Linked DNA regions of Homo sapiens: region 1 is linked to region 2. Evidence: chromatin contacts called from ENCODE POLR2A ChIA-PET data. All regions are on one chromosome and are shown on one strand. Each heading gives the region's core, a stretch centred on a gene start or an enhancer-like site at or near the end of the contact. The rest is flanking DNA. Distances are from core to core; before and after follow the strand shown. Region 1 has its middle 35 kb from the start of LINC00545. Region 2 has its middle 16 kb from the start of LINC00365.

The links. ChIA-PET counts read pairs that join two places held with the same protein, here RNA polymerase II (POLR2A).
Region 1: POLR2A ChIA-PET joins it to region 2 with 10 read pairs in GM12878. The contact joins two enhancer-like sites. POLR2A ChIA-PET finds 5 or more read pairs at or near these places in 3 of 52 experiments (A673, GM12878 and activated CD8-positive, alpha-beta memory T cell).

The regions. Positions count from the first base shown.
Region 1 is chr13:30,845,697-30,850,327 of GRCh38, reverse strand. No RefSeq gene overlaps it. Among named protein-coding and RNA genes, the nearest start is that of LINC00545, 35 kb to the left of the region's middle. RefSeq lists enhancers at 2,176-2,265, 2,376-2,435. Within about 2 kb of position 2,252, at least 5 of the 41 ENCODE cell types and tissues checked have a DNase peak (open chromatin) inside an H3K27ac peak, as active enhancers do.
Region 2 is chr13:30,123,192-30,127,357 of GRCh38, reverse strand. No RefSeq gene overlaps it. Among named protein-coding and RNA genes, the nearest start is that of LINC00365, 16 kb to the right of the region's middle. Within about 2 kb of position 1,522, at least 3 of the 41 ENCODE cell types and tissues checked have a DNase peak (open chromatin) inside an H3K27ac peak, as active enhancers do.

The DNA.
Region 1 (4,631 bases), core at 1,003-3,502, 720 kb before region 2:
AGTGCAGAAACAGGAAACCAAATACCACATGTTTTCACTTATAAGTGGGAGCTAAACATTGAGTACACAGGACACAAAGATGGGAACAATAAACATGGGGGATCCCAAAAGGTGGGAAAGAGTGGGTCAAGGGTTGAAAAGCTACCTATCGGGTACTATGTTCACTACTTGGGTGACAGGATCATTAGAAGCCCAAACCTCAGCATCATGCAATACACCCGTGTAAGAAACCTGTACAGGTACCCCCTGAATCTAACACTTAAAAAAATTAAAGACAAATATATAAAAATAAATTCACCTTTTGAAAAAAGGCTTACTTTCTAGCTGGGAAAGATTGACAAAAACCAAAATAAGTATGATATGTATGATGTTAGAAAGTTGTAGTCTATGAACAAAAGCAAAGAGAATGGAAACCAATAGTGTTGCTGGGGGTGGGTTATGCAATTTTAAGAACAGATGTCAGGCAACCTTTTGCCGAGAGGGTGACATTGGAGTCAATACCTAAAGGAAGTGAGGGAGTGAGCTAATCACGTGTCTGGAGATAGAATTTCCCAGACAGAGAGAAACAGGACGTTCAAAGGCCCTCAGGTAGAACCTACTTGGTGCGTTGAGGCACAACAAGGAGGCCAATGAAGGTGGGCAGGTTTAGCAAGGGGATAACAGAGGAGATAAGGTGGAGGTGGAGTGCAGATAATGTGGCATCTGGCTATTCAATACTAGGGTCTTGGACCAGCAGCAGCAGCTGAGTGCTTGATAGAAATGCAGAATCTTGGGTTCTACCCCAGACCCACTGAGTCAGAGCTGCACTTTCACAACATCTTCAGTAGCTCATGTGCACATTACAGTTTGTAAAGTGCTGCTGTCGGGCTTGAGCATCCCATTGTTGGGCCTCAGCTATTAACTTTGTGCAATAATATTGGATATCTTCAGAGGGTTCCAAACATTGGAAGAGTGTAATCTGACTTATATTTTAACAGGATCGCCCTGGCCAAAGGGGACAAGAGTGGAAACCCAGAGCCAGTTGGAAGTTTCAGTTCCCTGGTAAGAGGCGATGAGGACTGAGGTTAAGAGGTGGTGGTGAGAAGTGACCAGGTTTGGATACATGGAAGGTAGAGCTGACAGGACTTGCTGATGGACTGGATGTGGGATGTGAGAAAAAGGGAAGATTTGAGGATGACTCCTAGGTTTCAGGCCTAGCTACATTAATTAAGCATTTACTATGTGCCAGACACACTACCTTTTCCTCCATCGCCTCATTTAATCCTTACAATGACCCTCTGAGAATCACTATTATTAATCCCAGAAAGGCTAAGTCACAGAGCTAGTCCATGAAGAAGCCAATTTATGAACCCAGGTGTGCTGCTTCCAAAATCCAAGCTACCCCACTGCTCGAGGCTCACTTCCCTTCCAGCACCCTTAGCTAGACACACTCTGAAATGAAGAGTGAGCAGTAGAGCTGACCATGGCTCCACAGTATACCACCTGTGTGACCCCAGGTAAGCTACTCAACCTCTGGGAGCCTCAGTTCCTCATTTGTAAACTGGGTCTATTAATGCTCCATAGGATTTTTGCAGGATGAGGCAAGATACTGAATGCGAAGCAGTAGGCTGAGGCTGTTGTCTGTTTCCAAACTGCCCTAGGGCTTTTTGCCCACTGCATTATATATATATTTTTTTCTTTCTTTCTTTTAATATCTAACACACATACATGTGTGCACAAAGAACTCAAACCAGATCATGGTCTGATATATCAAAAGAGAAAGGACAAAATGACAGAAATGAAGCCACAGAAATGGGACAAGTGACTAAGAAGCAGAGAAGGCAACCCTGAGCAAAAGAGCAAGGAGGAAACGAAGGATGGGGATGCAGCCAGTGGGAAGGTGAGGAGAAGGACCACAGAACCCATGGAGAAGACTGCATCGAGAGCAGATACCTACCAGTGAAACGTTAGCATTTCCAGCCTTAACAAGGCCTTTCTCATTTTGTATGGCTTTTTCTTCCTGTCCTAAAAGTCCTCGTAGAACAGGAATACTTCTTCTCTATGCATTTTGCAACTCTGACCTCCTAGTTATTACGTAGAGAAGGGCTATAATGCGGTTTGACAGGGCTTTTGTTTTGATTTTTTTCGTTGTTTTTTTTTTCCTCCCAGCAGAGATTTAAAATGACGACATCTACCCAAATACTCAGTCTCCTACTTGTCTCCATCAAGACCCATTTGCTGGCAGCTTTGAGACTGAAACTCTCAAGGGAGAGGGTGAATCATCCCTTCACACGGGGCTTGTCTTCCTCTCACAATCATGAATTCCCACAGAGATGCCGGGAACTTGTGGCTAAGGGCAGACGCTGAGGCTAAAATTGAACATGGGTGCAATGGAGCTGTGCTTAAAAGAGACATAAGGAAATAAGGAGTCGTACGTGTCCTGCTCTGTGGTTAACAAGTTGACTACACTCTCTGCTGATGGAGGGATGGCGACTTCAGGCAGGAAGGGTGAGGGAAGGACTCGGCTCTGGGCTGCCCCACTGTCCACCCATCAACATTGCTGTCTGGATGAATGGGGGATAGATCCCCTGGGGTGGAGGCTGGCTGCTGGGAATTATCCACTTTGGCTTCAAAATGAATTCACTGGGAAGATAGCCATTAGTGCAAAGTATGCTTTTCTCTCAGGAAAATCACCCTACAGATCATCATCATTTTAAGTTTTTCCTTTCCAGTGACCCCTTCTAGGAGTTTTCATTCTTCAAACAAATCATCAATTTGCTGGGAACATAATCATAACAAAAGCTAAAAGTTTCTCTTTTTTTTTTTTTTTGGTTCTTTCCTTCGAACCAGCAATCATCTTATGTGAATGCCCCACTGCCTAAGATCCAAATGAAGTAGAAGCTTGTCTCCTTTTAAAACGGCCGTTAGTGTTCATGGCCAGGTGTCTCTCTCACCTAAGCACAAGTTCTCCCTGTTCCATGGACTGGCAGCTGCTTTATAATATATACTAGTTATATTTTAATGCAATAGCTGGATTCTTATGTCAAGACCTGTGGAAGGTTTAAGGTTTTACCCCAGCTGTGAGCTAACAAGTGTCATGGATTCTGACAGAAGACATGACACTCCTGGATCAGAGACGAAAGATGTTATTATTCACAGCACACTCACTTACTTCAGAGAGTGCTAGCATCTTTGCAGCAGGCGTCCTGCCCCGAGTCCCATGGCGCAACAGGCCCAGATGAGGGCTACACACTCAGTGGGATGCACCTCAGCAGAGGAATCCAGGGTCAAGGGCCCAGCACTTTTTGAGTGCGCAGCAAACATTGCGGCAAGCAGCAGACCAGCCCTTCCCCGTCCTCCTGCAGAGTGAGCAGCTACTTAGTAGTCATGCTGTGAGCACCTGACCTACTTAGGTATCTGTGTGACTAGTTTGGAAACTGCTCAGTATCAGGAGATAGGTAAGCCCTGCAATCTGGCAGCAAGAGTGCACAGCTGAGACCAACATCTTCATCCATCCAGGTGGTCCTTTCCCTAGTCATTCAACTGCATGAGAACTTTTTTTGGTAATGTCTGTGTTACTTTGTAGACAACTAAAAATCCGGCCTGATAACCATATGTCCCAGGCAACCCATGCCTCTAATGAAAATACAATGTTTCTCAGAAGGGGAAATTAGAATTAAATATAAACTATAAACCTTCAGCTTTTTCTTCCTTCTCCCATGTTTGGTCTAAACTAAGTTCATTTAGAGTCATTGAGGCCAAGAAAGGTATTTGGTAGTGGTGTCAGGAGGTGGGAAAGAATGGATACATCCTATTGTTACATGTATCACTAAGAGCAGATGACTAACAAATGTGTTATGTGGTAAGTGTGTTGGAATAACTTTCAACATCATTTACAAATGCTTTTAAAAATGTCATTAAGGCCGGGCATAGTAGCTCATGCCTATAATCACAGCACTTTGGGAGGCTGAGGCAGGAGGGTCACTTGAGGCCAGGAGTTGAGACTAGCTGAGGCAACAAAATGAGACCCCGTCTTTACAAAAAATAAAATTTGCTGGGCGTAGTGGCGCATGCCTGTATTCCCAGCTACTCAGGAGGCTGAGGCAGAGGAATCGTTGGAGCCCAGGAGTTTGAGGTTGCAGTGAGCTATGATCACACCACTGCACTCCACCCTGGGCAACAGAGTGAGACCCTGTCTCCAAAACAAACAAAAAAAGTCATTAAACCTCTCAACATTGTTGGGGGCTTAGGCGCACAGTGTGGGCCTCTGTTACACAGTGTGGCAGGACATTATATCCTTTATTTTCTGATGCTTTGACCTCTAGAGTCATGCTGGTCAAATTCAGTTCCGCCAACTCCTGAAGATAGTAAACAACTCACGCAGGAGGATGCTTTTAAAATGTAAACAAACCAATCCAGAGTTCATACCCAAACCACTTCCTCTATTTGGCTTTCCTGCTCTGAGCCACTATCCACCTCCCCTAATGACCCTAGGGCCAGGGATCAGACGGCTAGGGACAGTCCCTACGCCCCAGAGCCCACTGAAAGGGTTCAAACTAGCCAATCCCAGCCCTGTCCACCCTGCCTCCCTCTTCCTCTGCCCCCAACCCAGTGCTTCCCCACGTGGCACCCCATGCAGGGTGTGCCTTCTT
Region 2 (4,166 bases), core at 273-2,772:
AATAAATGGTAGCTGTTACTGACTTATTCAAGATAAGGTCTCTTTAGTGACAACCTCTTTCCTCCTCATGATTCCCAGCCTTCCGCCTGGCTTTGCTTCTCTGTGTGCCTGGCAGCTGGCTGCCACCCCTTTGTCAACTCTGGCTACTCAGCTTTGCTGCCTGGAAAAGATCTGCAAGGCTCCAGCCTCTAATAGGGCTCTGATCTAGCCTCAAAAGCATGAAGTGTCAAGACCTGGTGAACAGCTCTGGAGCTTTGGTGCAGCACAGAAGCTCTCGGGTGCACTGTCGGCCTTTGGCTGGCTGTGGTTTATGGGTTGGGTAGCTTTATAGCTTGTGGCCATGCAGGAAGAGATCTTCACAGCCCTGTTTTGGGAACACCATTAGGAGCTGTGGGACTGATAATGCTGCCTGGAAAAGCAGGGACAGGGAGCCAGGGAGAATCCTCCTCCTGTCGCACCCTCTGGCTGGGCTTAGGAAAATGTCATCCAGAGTGAAAACTTAGGGATAAGCTCAGATGAGATTGTTTCTGGAGGTCATGATCAATAGGGCAGTGTGCAGGCACCTATCTGAGAGCTTGGAGTTAAATCGGTGTGCTCCCCATTGCCTCTTCTAGGCTAGGCCTTTAGTCCACACGTAGGGTAGGACTCATAGAAACACTAGATTCCAGTTCTCTAAGTTCCAGCAGCAGGCGAATAAAGTGGCATTGATACAGGTAGAAGCCACACAAGATCAATCACATTCTGATCAATAAAAAGAGGACTTTCACGAACACCCAACACTCCTCAGAGACGGACAGGCCCCGTGAGGGCTTCTAAGCATCCTAGGCTGGGTGAATTCAAGCACAGAGGGTGGGCAGCTTGCAAAACAGACATGCATTTTTGGGGTTTACACTAATTTGGGCTTTGAAATGCTTCAAACCATGAAAGGCTCTGGTGGAATACATTTAGAGACTGCATTTCTTTGCTCTCACTGTGTGCCTTTGGCCAAACCTTAATATTGCCAGGCCTCAGGTTTCTCACTGTAATAGGAAGGGATTCAACTGGGCGATTTCCACAATTCTTCCAGCTCCCAAATCTATCAATTACATGTAAAGATCTGGGAAAAGAAATAATAGAAAAAAAATACACTTTTTTTTTCTTTTGGGAAAAGGTTTTACCTTTCTTTAAAATTGAAAAAGGAAAAATTTTGGAGAATGCATTTTTGAAATAACTAATAAAATCTTTCAGCTAAGTTATTTGCTTATTATTCCCATCCTTGATTCTTCCAACATTGCTTTTTAAAATAGACAATTAGAATTGTTTTATGTTACCAGTTCCTTCCAATTCCTGAACTCCGGGAACATTCTGTACAATGCAACCCACAGACTCCCAAGCAAGATGCACTTCTATGAGCTTCAGAAGATGTTTTTATTGTTTTGCCCAGGGCCTCCTTTGCTCTGAAGTATCCTTGCCAAGCCTATGAGAATGACTCACATCGGCCAGCACCTTTTATCCATCTACAGTGCTTTTCCAAGCTGCATTTACAAAGCAAACACTTCACTCTCCTTGTGCAATACCTAGGGGTGGGAGAAGTGACTGGAAGCAGAGAACCCTAGAAGTTCAACACACACACACACACACACACACACTCACACCACACACACACAGCTCAGGGCAAAGTGACTCTCCAAAGCAGTTAGGTACCAGCATTAATTTACAGAAGGCAGAAAAACATTCTCCAGAGGACCAAGCTAATGCACTGCTGAAAACTGGACATTAGGATGGAAATGCATGATTTATAGAGTGTCTATTCCGTGCCAGGCACTGCTGGACTTGCTACATATGTGAATGGAGAAGCAGGTGCATTTACTACTTAGGTGGGATGAGTGACGGAAGTCATGCAGATTATGGGTCACTGAATGAGGGGCCTTGGACAAGTTGCCTACGCACTCCATGCCTCCATTTCCTCATCTAGAAGTACAGATAACAATAGTCCCAATGTTATGGGATTGTCATAAGAATTAAATAAGACATGTAAATAACAGTGCAGTGCCTGGCTCAGACTAAGCACTCAATACATGTTAGCACTTCTTGTTATGTTTTCTTATTTAATCTCCGCAAAATCCCTGTAAATTGGCAGTGTTAGATCTATTTTATAGATAAAAATATTGATGCTCAGAAAAGTGGCCTACTTATCCTGGTGGCTCAGGAAGTGAGTGAGCTTAGCCCCAGGTCCTCTCGCTTCCGGGATAGTTTCCGCCTGCAGCCCCAAGGAGGGTCCTCGGCGCCCCAGGAGCAAACAGACCGACTCCGGCCTCTCAGCGCTTTCCACATCTCTTCAGGGGCTTGCACTTTTGTTCTCTCTGCTGAAAGAGTGAACCGACCGTGAATGGCCTTCAGCCACTTCCTCACCAAACCCTGGACTTGGGTCTGTTTCCAAAGATGGTTGCCGTGCATGCAAAACACTCAAGCATCACAAAACCAGACAGAGCTTTAGAGATCCTTTCAAGAATATCCCACGGCTTCTCAAGAGGACAACCGGGGCCCAGAGAAGTGGGCACCCAGGTCACATCTCAGAGCTGGACCAGAATCTGTTCTCCTGACAGCTCCTCCGAGGGTCTTCCTGCGATGCCTCCACACCTCGCACAGGCTGGTGTTCCTTGTTCCCATCTGGTCTTCAGACTTCCGTCTTACTTGTCTTTCCTTCAAAGGCCGTCTCTGTATCTCACCCAGGGAAAGCATTACTGCTTTCAAGGCCCTGGCTGCACACTGTCCATGCGTACATCACCTACTCAGTGCTGGGTGCATGCCAGGCTCCACTCTGTGCCCAAGGAGACCTGTGAGTGCCCAGACAGATGGTTCCCTGCACTCCCAGAGTGAGAGGAGGAGACGATAAACAAGTAAAATATGCAGAGACGTGAAATCACCAGCGGTTTGAACAAGTGCGCTGCACGTGATGCAGAGGCTGGTGTGGTGCCTGGGTGGTGCCCCAGTGGGGACGGGTGGTCAGGTCACCTCTCTGGAGCAGGGCTGTTCCGTCTAAGGTCTAAATCATGAGGTGAGCCATCCTGTTGAGGTGGCAGCAGCTCAACCCAGGCAAAGGGAAGAGCCAGCGCCGGGACGGCAGACCAGAATGAGACCTGGGAGTGCCAGGGGAGAGTAAGGGGCGGGAGGAGAGGGTCGGGCTGGAGGTGGATGTGGCAGGAGGGCTAAGGTGTCCTGAGCTCCCATCAGGGCTGGCCTCTTACTCAGAGAACTGCAGCAGCCACGGTGGGTGCAAAGCAAGGGAAAGACATGGCAGAATTTACTTTTTGAACATAACTAGTGGCTACTGTGGGGAATAGATTTTAGGGGACTTATTAATAAGCTTTGCCATGGGAAGATACGTCCCCAGGTTTACCAAAGCCTACCATGGTTCACATGTGAGTTCTTGCTCACATTTCTGGAGAGCCAAGGGCCCTGCTGTGCTCCAGCTGCCTTCTCTCCCCAGGACCAGGCTGAAGGGGGAGCCCCTGACACAGGTGGAACCAGGGCCCACGAGCCCTGCCACCCGCAACCAAAGCAAGTCCCAAGGCCCAGGCCAAAGTGGATGAGGCTGAGAGGGACAGTCCTTTCAGCAAGAATGAAGGGGTGCATGGCTGCGAACCATGACATGGCCACCCAGGGAGGCAGGCGGGACCCAGGAGCCAGGGAGAACATGGCTGTTCGATGGAGGATGACGGTGGCTTAGGCCCCATGAGGAGCCTGGCGATGGACAGAGGAGAAAGCTCGGAGGATGTTTGAGAAGTCAAGTCAATATATACCGTGTGGAAAGGGCTATCGGGAGAGAGGAGAATCAAGAATAACTTCAGATTTTTGGAATGAGTCATCGAGTGGATGGTGGTGCCACTCACAGAGACAAGGATGGCCAAGGTCAGCTTGGTCATGTCAGTGAAGGCGCTCATGAACCGTCTACATGGAGACCTCCAGGAGGCTGCTGGGCCCCAGAGCTGCAGTTTTGAGGGAATAGGGGAGAGACGACCGACTGCCTGCCTTCGTTCAGGTTTCCTGCCCATCCTCATGTGTCCTTTCAGAGGAGGAGAATTTCTGAACATCTGATGCCATGGAGGTGGAAGGAGCTGGTATTTTTAAAGTAGGAAGTATTAGGAAGTAAAGTTAAAATATTTATGAGTTTTCAAGGTATTTAT